Regions from separate parts of the Homo sapiens genome. Here regions 1 and 2 are each linked to region 3. The links are chromatin contacts, found by Hi-C or POLR2A ChIA-PET in ENCODE. All regions are on one chromosome and are shown on one strand. The core of a region is the stretch at or near the end of the contact, and the rest is flanking DNA. Distances in the headings are between cores, read along the strand shown. Region 1 overlaps LINC02937 (long intergenic non-protein coding RNA 2937). Region 2 has its middle 45 kb from the start of LINC02937. Region 3 overlaps SEMA4D (semaphorin 4D).

What was found. Hi-C counts contacts between places; a loop is a spot of excess contacts on that map. ChIA-PET counts read pairs that join two places held with the same protein, here RNA polymerase II (POLR2A). Pooled maps may share reads with other maps.
Region 1: a loop to region 3 is called in a map with no recorded cell type, with 18 times the contacts of the local background. The contact joins two enhancer-like sites. A Hi-C loop is called at or near these places in 1 of 37 single-sample maps with no recorded cell type and 1 of 50 pooled maps. POLR2A ChIA-PET finds 5 or more read pairs at or near these places in 1 of 52 experiments (activated CD4-positive, alpha-beta T cell).
Region 2: a loop to region 3 is called in a pooled map, with 5 times the contacts of the local background. The contact joins two enhancer-like sites. A Hi-C loop is called at or near these places in 2 of 37 single-sample maps with no recorded cell type and 5 of 50 pooled maps. POLR2A ChIA-PET finds 5 or more read pairs at or near these places in 1 of 52 experiments (activated CD4-positive, alpha-beta T cell).

Annotation. Positions count from the first base shown.
Region 1 is chr9:91,149,907-91,152,606 of GRCh38, reverse strand. All of the region lies in intron 1 of LINC02937 (long intergenic non-protein coding RNA 2937), which reads left to right. The region is part of intron 2 of LINC00484 (long intergenic non-protein coding RNA 484); the gene reads right to left. Among named protein-coding and RNA genes, the nearest start is that of LINC02937, 12 kb to the left of the region's middle. Within about 2 kb of position 1,431, at least 5 of the 41 ENCODE cell types and tissues checked have a DNase peak (open chromatin) inside an H3K27ac peak, as active enhancers do.
Region 2 is chr9:91,206,844-91,209,543 of GRCh38, reverse strand. No RefSeq gene overlaps it. Among named protein-coding and RNA genes, the nearest start is that of LINC02937, 45 kb to the right of the region's middle. RefSeq lists an enhancer at 1,068-1,127. Within about 2 kb of position 1,328, at least 12 of the 41 ENCODE cell types and tissues checked have a DNase peak (open chromatin) inside an H3K27ac peak, as active enhancers do.
Region 3 is chr9:89,463,446-89,466,145 of GRCh38, reverse strand. All of the region lies in intron 1 of SEMA4D (semaphorin 4D), which reads left to right. Among named protein-coding and RNA genes, the nearest start is that of SEMA4D, 33 kb to the left of the region's middle. RefSeq lists enhancers at 1-501, 1,690-1,749 and a silencer at 2,260-2,329. Within about 2 kb of position 1,450, at least 8 of the 41 ENCODE cell types and tissues checked have a DNase peak (open chromatin) inside an H3K27ac peak, as active enhancers do.

The sequences.
Region 1 (2,700 bases), core at 182-2,681, 1.7 Mb before region 3:
AGCATTTGAACCAGAAGACTTAGTGAAGCGGATGCCCTTCTCAATGTAGGTGGGCCTCATCCAACCCCTTGAGGGTCTGCACAAAACAAAAGACAGAGAACAGAGGAATTTGCTCTCTTCCCCCCTTTCCTCCATGCTTGAGCTGGGACATCTCATTTCTTCTTCTTCTGCCCTGGGATTGGGATTTACATCATCTGTTCCCCTGGTTCTCAGGCTGTTGGAACAGGAGTGAATTGTAACACTGGCTTTCTTGGGTCTCCAGTTTGCAGATGGCAGATCTCAGGGCTTGTCAGCCTCCATAACTGTGTGAGCCAATTCCTCAGATAAATTTCTTCCTGTGTACATACCCTGTTGGCTCTGTCTCTGGAGAAGCCTGTCTAATTCACATGTGGTGGGCAGGGATGGTTAGCTGGCTGAGCTCCTCCCTTTCCTCACTCCATGTTGTCCTGTGCTCTCCCTGGGCCATTGGGGTGACAGAGGGGAGGAAGGGAGGGAGGAGACGCAGTGGAGAGGATGGAGGAGGTTTGCTGGGGAGTGCAAGGGGCAGTAAAGGGCAGCAAAGGGCAGCAAAAGGCAGCTGAGCTGTGTGGGAGGCAGGGAGTGGGAAAGCAAGATGGCGGCGGGAGGTTGAGGGATGTGGTGGGAGCTCAGTCCCCTTGTGTGGTTGGAGACTTGCAGAGCTGGCTTGATTATCCTCAAGTCCCCTTTGGTCCCTGGGCAGCAACACCCACGAAAAAGTGCTGATTTCCCCAGACCATGGTGCAGCTACCACCCACTGAACCAGGGTTGAAGCTTTTATACTCAAGGGAGAGTGGAAACTTCTAGAATAGGGAACAGCTTGGTGAGCAGGTAAATATGGGCAGGCAACATTTCCGAGAGTGGGTGTGCAGATGGTGGGCAGTGGGGGGGAGGCACACTATTTTTTTTTCCCCAAAAGAACTAACTCATTCCTTAACTCATTCCTTAGAGAAAACTTCATGAAAACAGAAACAACGATGCTCCCAGAATCACAATCATATGTTGGATTTACTCACTTGAAGCTTCTCTCCAGATGTGGTTAAGGAAATATGACAAATAGACCTTGTTCTGATTTTTACTTTCTCTAAAGAACTAATATAGCTGATGGATTTATGATGAGAAAGCCATTAACACCATGAGCTGGATTCATAGTGCTCCTTGTCTCTCAAAAAATTGAGATACTTTGAAATAATAGGTATGTTTCTTTAAGAACACATTCTAGAAATTCAGGGCAAGAAGACCCTGCATCTGAAAGAACACACAAGTGGACATTCTGTGTTCAGAGAGACGAGAAGTTCCTGCCCTGGGGGACTATTTGGGTACTCAGTGTTCATAATGATAAGATTCATTTAAAAGGCAAAAACCCACAAACTAAAATGCGGTCAAACTGTTGCAGAGAGTAGGGGTGACGTACAAGGTGAAGGAAACAGAAGTTTTGTGGTTTAATAGCTGGTTTCATGATGAGTTATGGTATTTCTTCAGAAAAACTCTGCAAGCAGTTACGTGGTGCTATTAGACAGCTTTGGGAACTAATTCAGTCATGGTTTTGTAACTCATCTTCAATGGTGCTTGTTTTTTTGTTTGTTTGTTTTTGGTTCGTCTTCACAGTCACAGCCCAATATTTTTGTTTGGAGGTGGGGAGGGAGTGGGTTCCAATTATCTGCTGCTGTGTAATAAACCATCCAAAATGCAGCAGCATAGAGCTACCATTTTATTATTCCAGTTCTTCAGATTGCCTGGGGTCAGCAGGATGGTTCTTCTGCTGACCTCCTTTGGGGTCTCTCCTATTGGCAATGACTGGTAATAGGGCTGAATCACCTGGCCCTGGGACTAGGAAATGGAACATGGACAGCTGAGCCTCTCTCTTTCTCCTTGTGGCCTCAGGACTTCTCCATGTAGTCTCTCCAGCAGGTCGATGGTCTTTTAAAATCAGGGGTCAGCAAACTTTTCAGTACAAGACCAAATATTTTAGACTCTTTGACCATATAGTCTATGTCACAAGTACTCAACTCTACCATTGTAATGCAAAGGTAGCCATAAATGCCCATAAACAGATGGACATTGCTCTGCTGCAATAAAGCTTTATTTACAAAAATAGACAGTGGGCTGGATTTGGCCCATGGGCCATAGTTTGCCAACCCCTGTCTTACATGGTGGTTCAGGACTCCCAAGAGCACAAGAACAAACATTGCCAAGCTCTACAAGTTAGGCCCAGAACAGGCACAGAGTCACCTGATACACTGTTGACTAAAGTGGGTCTCAGGCTTAGTCCAGACACAATGTTGGAAAGCAGGGAAGAAAGAATGTTTCTTCCGCCCTTTTAGGTTTAGTGACTGTGGCCTGCAAATTAAACTAACAAAGGACAGATTAACAGGAGAAAAAGTATACAAATTGTATTTGATGTTAATATCTTAATTTTTGGGCTGGGCATGGTGGCTCATGCCTGTAATCCCAGCACTTTGGGAGACTGAGGCAGGCAGATCACTTGAGGCCAGTAGTTTGAGATCAACCTGGCCAACATGGCGAAACCCCGTCTCTACTAAAAATACAAAATTAGCTGGGCATGGTGGTGCACACCTGTAATCCTAGCTACTCAGCAGGCTGAGGCAGGAGAATCGCTTGAAGCCCTGAGGTAGGAGAATCGCTTGAAGCCAGGAGGCGAAGGTTGCAGTGAGCTGAGAT
Region 2 (2,700 bases), core at 79-2,578, 1.7 Mb before region 3:
AAGTCAGCGATGAGACCGTGGACAAAGTGCCTCATGTCCCTGAGCCCATTTCTTCATTTGTAGAAGAATCCAGTAGTTCAGGATGGTTTTGAAGACCCAGTCACATTGGATGTGATCTGTATAAAAGTGCTTTATGTGGTGGTCGTGTTTTATTTGTTTCATATTTCAGAAGACGGGAAGGTGGGTCTCGCAACCATGGCTGGTTTGGAGGCATGTACAAGAACCTGGGCTCTTCACTCAGGAAAAGAGAAGTCTAGGGAAACATGGTAGCTGCCTCCAGTAGAACTGCAATATGAAACAGGTCTTCAGAGGCTTCCAGGGCGAGGGGAAACCATGCAGGGCTCCTCCCCACCTCCCCACTTCTGCTTGTTGCTCTGCGCTTGTCCAGAGACAAGAGATGTTGACTAAAGTCTATGCAGGGAAGTTACTTACACCCTCCTAGGTCCAAAAGCTGCCCACTGCCTCTGGAGTGTTAGAGCAGAAAGTGGGCAGGCATGGGCAGGGCCATTGCTGCGGGAAGTTAAGAGGCACCAGAGGACAGTTCTTCCAACTTAGACGGTTTTTGTGAAGTGAAAGCAGACTGCAGGCCTCCAGCACTGGCGCAGACTCTGACTGGTGCAGGCCTCTAACACTGGCATGGATTTAGCAGATGAGAAAGATGGGTCTCCTTACAAATACTGGTCACTAGTGAGTTGGGCCTTGAGAGACAGAGAAAACAGGTATCTGCCTAAGGTGTGTCTGGTTAACTATATTGGCCCTTGAGGTAATCTACAATTTAAGGAGTTTTAGTTCCTCTAACATTTTAAGAAATCATTCTCATGTTTGAGTGCCATGTTTATAGTACCAATTTTGGGGGCCAGGGTGGGAAGATTGCCCTGAGCAAAGCTGTCCATTTTCCCATCATCTAGTTGGTTTTCATGGAGCGGCCCACCTGCTCCCCACCTCAGGAGATACTGGAGGACTCTAGCCCTGCGGTGGCTGTGGTCAGGCCAAGGGCAGGCCAGGCTTCCTTCCTAGGCTTCAGTTCATTCCCCCATCTTGCTGCCAAGGTACCTTTAGATGTTTTGGTCCCCTAAAGCATTTAAACAGACTGTCGTGTAAAATGCTGTCTGAACAAAGTCTCCCATGAACCCACGGCACAGTGTGTACCTGAACCTCCCAAGAGAAATAGTAAAATCACCACATCATCAAGTTGCAGCTCAGGGACTACGTAGCTTTAGTGGTGATGTTTGCAGGAAAAGGTTTCAGAGAAATTTGAAAATTGGCAGGTGCACTTTCTTGACCTTTCCAAAAATAGTCTGAGTCACTTTCACTTTCAGCCTTCAAACTGTGTTGAATGAAACCTTTGTGCAGTTTACAGAAAGTGAAGAACTGTTTGGCAAGAGAGAGAAGTTCGAGCTCCTAATAGCCTCGGCTGCATTGAGTAACATTTCTTTTGAGTTGTCTATTAACACTTTCCTGAAACATGCTTTTTATGACGCCTAGAACTTGTGTAAGAGTGACTGTAATTTGAGTTATTTAAAAATGTAAGTACAAGAAATGTGTCACACGCCATAAGAGCTAGGAAATGACAGCTCACATTCATCTTGGTGGAAGGAAACTCTAATTATTGGAAGATGTGATTGGAGTATTTGTTCTTAATACCTACGGTGGCTCTGTTATATGCTTGCCTAACACCAGTATTGGCTTGCAAATAACACTGAAAAGCTCCTTTCTTTTCCTCTGGTCTTTGTGGGAAGGCATGGTATGAGTCGAGATTGCTAAACCACTCTTCTGAGAGGACTCAGAGAGAGTGTTTATCCTAGACTATCCATGGCCCTGGTACTTCTGAGTTCAGTTGTGGTGTGATCTCATTAGTCCAGGCTCAGAATGGCTCGGTAACCTCAAAACTCCAAGCCCTCGGTGCTTGCTTTGCTTCCCTAGACTTGCAGCTTATGTACGCCCACATGTGCTTCATGCGTATTAAAAATGCTTGCATGTGTAGATAGGAAGATATATGTTGACTGTCCTGAAAAACTTGACATACCTAACATTTAAAATTGTTTTGAGTTTCCCCCGGGGATAAACTAGTCTTCAAATGTAAACGTGATGAGCAGCGTAGGGGCTATGGTACCAGAGAAAAGAGCCGAATCTCGGCCCTGGTCCAGCCCTACCTCTCGTGCTCTGTCACCTGCAGCAGAGGTGGAGTGGGGGCCATGTCTGTGAGCGGGACCTCATCTTGTCTATTCCTCAGACCCACCCAAGGGCAGGGATTCCCAAAACTGCTGGTACCTGTAAGAGGTATTGTATTCTTGGACTCCATTCCATAACCTCTCATCAGGATTCTGGGTTTGGAACTCTAGAATCAATGTTGAGGAAAAATAGAACTTGGCGATTTTATTTTTCTAGATATAATTCACATACCATAAAAGCCACTCTTTAAATTGTACAATTCAGTGGTTTTTTAGTATATTCAGAGTTGTACAGCCATGACCACTAGCTAATTCAGAATATTTTCATTGCCTCCCAACAAGCCTAGTACTCATGAGTAGTCACTCCCTTGCCCATTCCCTCCACCCCCAAGCCCCTGGCAACCACTAATCTACTTTCTGTCTCTATGGATTTGCCTATTTGAGACATTCATATGAATGGAATTATATAATATGTAGACTTTTGTATCTGTTTTTTTTTCATTTAGCATAAAAATTTTCAAGATTTGTC
Region 3 (2,700 bases), core at 201-2,700:
TAGCCAGGCCAGGGCTGCAAACTGCCTGGCGTGCACCCTGTGTGGTCCTGCCCCTTCATGGTGCCTTGGACACCTCGGCTTCTCACTGTGTCACATGGTGGACCATCTCCTCAAGCCCCAGTGCTCCAGTGAGCCCACCTTCCCCCCTGCCTCCAAGAAATGCAGGAGTCACTCCTGACACCATCTCTAGACACACCTTATTCTGCAGCATCACCTTCCCATCGGCTAAAGCTGGTTTCCTCCTAAACCTGTGGACTCCATCTTCTCCTCATTCCACCTTGGACTTGGGCATAGGCAGCCTTTGAATGGAGCACTGGGGCCACCCAGGGCTCACCTGTCTTTGTACAGCTCTGTAAGTCATAGATATCCGAAGGCAATGCAAATAATCCTTGTCCCTAGACGTGCAAATGGGTTCAGCCTCCTGGAGAGACAATTGACTCCCCATGGAAAAGGCTGGTATTGTGTCCGTTGGAAATTCATGTCAATATTCTTTTACTCTGTATTATTTTTTTCTTGAGGTGAAATTCACATAACATAAAGTTAATCATATTAAAGTGAATAGTTCCATGGCAGTTAGTACATTTGCAATGTTGTGCAACCTCTAGCTCCAAGACATTTCCAGCACCCCAAAAGGAAGCCCCCTAATTATCAATCCATCATGGCCCAATCCATCCCCATTCCCCCAGCCAACTCCATGTCTTTTTGTGATTCTTTGACTTCCCCTCTGAAGGGATTGTGACACCTCCTTGGTTCTCTTGTGAGTGATGATTTAATAATGTTTTTAATGCATGGTCATTTTTTTTAAGTGACCCGTTAGCAGCCATCACCCCTGGGCTGAGTGGCCAGCAATCTCACCGGATGGATGGTGCTGGTTTCCTGGGGACTTAGGCCCCTCTTGTCTGTTCTCCGCGGGATGCACCGGACTAAGGGCTCTTTTTAAAGTGAGAATCTGGTCATGGAGGGCAAGGAGGAACATTCTGTGGGCGGATCTTCCCAGTCTTGTCTGTGGGTCTGAGCCAGCGTGAGAGGCTCTTGGGTGATATGTGGAAATGTGCCCCCTTCCTGGGCTGGTCCTCTTTGCCCCTGACAGGTTGGTCAGTGAGTATTGGTTAATTATTGTGTGCTCAGTGCTTTGTAAAGCATGCGAGATGTTTATAGCTATAGAGAGGACATGGTGTCAAAAACAGAGATGCATCCAAATAAAGCAAGCAAGCTAATATAATTTAGAGCCAGCATATGCTTGCATTAGAGATGTCACTGTGGGCTGAGCAGAGAGCAGGACCCTCGCCCTGGGGGTGCTCTCCGCACCCTCCCCCCACACCCCGTGGTAACTCAGGCTTATCCAGCCCTCTCCAGGAGGCGGGGGACCCCTGCAACCCTGCCCATTTCCTAATGGACCCAAAGAATGAGGATGTGGTTTTTGTCTAGCACTCACCTCTCTGATGGTTGACCTCTGTGACTGCCTGAGTTGCTGTCAGTTTCCCCTGGGGGTGCTTCACTCTGGGGAGACCAGTGGGTTTTGAACCCTGTCCTCAGTGTCCCTGTCCTCTTCTTTGTTCCCATGATCTTGCAGGGAGAGGACCTGTTGCTGCCCTTCCTAGCTGGGGTGTTGCACCCCACATCTGAGGGGTCTCTCCTTATTGATGAACTCCTGTCTTTTCCTGTCCAGATCCTGGGCATTGGGGAGGTGGCCAGAGGCAGCCTGGCTGCGCCCTGCTGCTGGACTTGTAATGTGTTGCCCCCCACCCCCAACTGTGGCTGCCTTGCCCCTGAGGTCCTCAGCCCCACCCCAGCTGTTTATAATCATCCGAAACCCAGGTCGGAAGGCAGGATTTCCAGCCATTCCTTTTTTCTCACAGGTAGCATCTTGGTGAAATAATTCAATTTACAATTAAGTATTTTTGTTTTACATCTTCAACATGATTAGAACAAAGTGTCCTTGGTCCCTGAGAGCGTAGTGCATCTGAGAGAAGAGAGGAAGAAACAGGCTCACAGTGCGGTTTTGTGGCAGTTTTCTTGGGGGTGGGGGAAGGTGAGTCACACTCTCCATTTTTGACTGGTGTTCTGATTCTGAAATTTAAGAAAAGCACATAGAACCCCAAAAGCACGTGTCTAAGGTGGAAAGTGGAGAAAGTGCCCCCATGACTGCAAGGGTTGAAGTTAAGCCTTTGGCTCTAGTTGGCACGATTTGGTTCTTTTTTTTTTTTTGTCTGAGACGGAGTCTTGCTCTGTCACCCAGGCTGGAGTGCAGTGGTGCAATCTCGGCTCACCGCAACCTCCACCTCCTGGGTTCAAGCAAGCCTCCTGCCTCAGCCTCCCAAGTAGCTGGGATTACAGGTGCCCGCCGCCACACCCTGCTAATTTTTATATTTTTAGTAGAGATGGGGTTTCACCATGTTGGCCAGGCTGATCTTGAACTCCTGACCTCGTGATATGCCCGCCTCAGCCTCCCAAAGTGCTGGGATTACAGGCGTGAGCCACCATGCCCGGCCCACCATTTGGTTCTTTAAACACAACATAGAGACCTTGTGTTGTGAATACACTTTGGAGACTGGTTGACGCTAATTAGTTTTGTACCTCCCCACCTCTGCTGCGAAAATGAAAAAGCAGCAGCGAAAAAGGGCTGGTCATGACCTGGATGAGAAAGAGCAAGTCTGGGACTTGATCATGAAAAGCCCCCAAGTAGCCCTGCTGAACAGA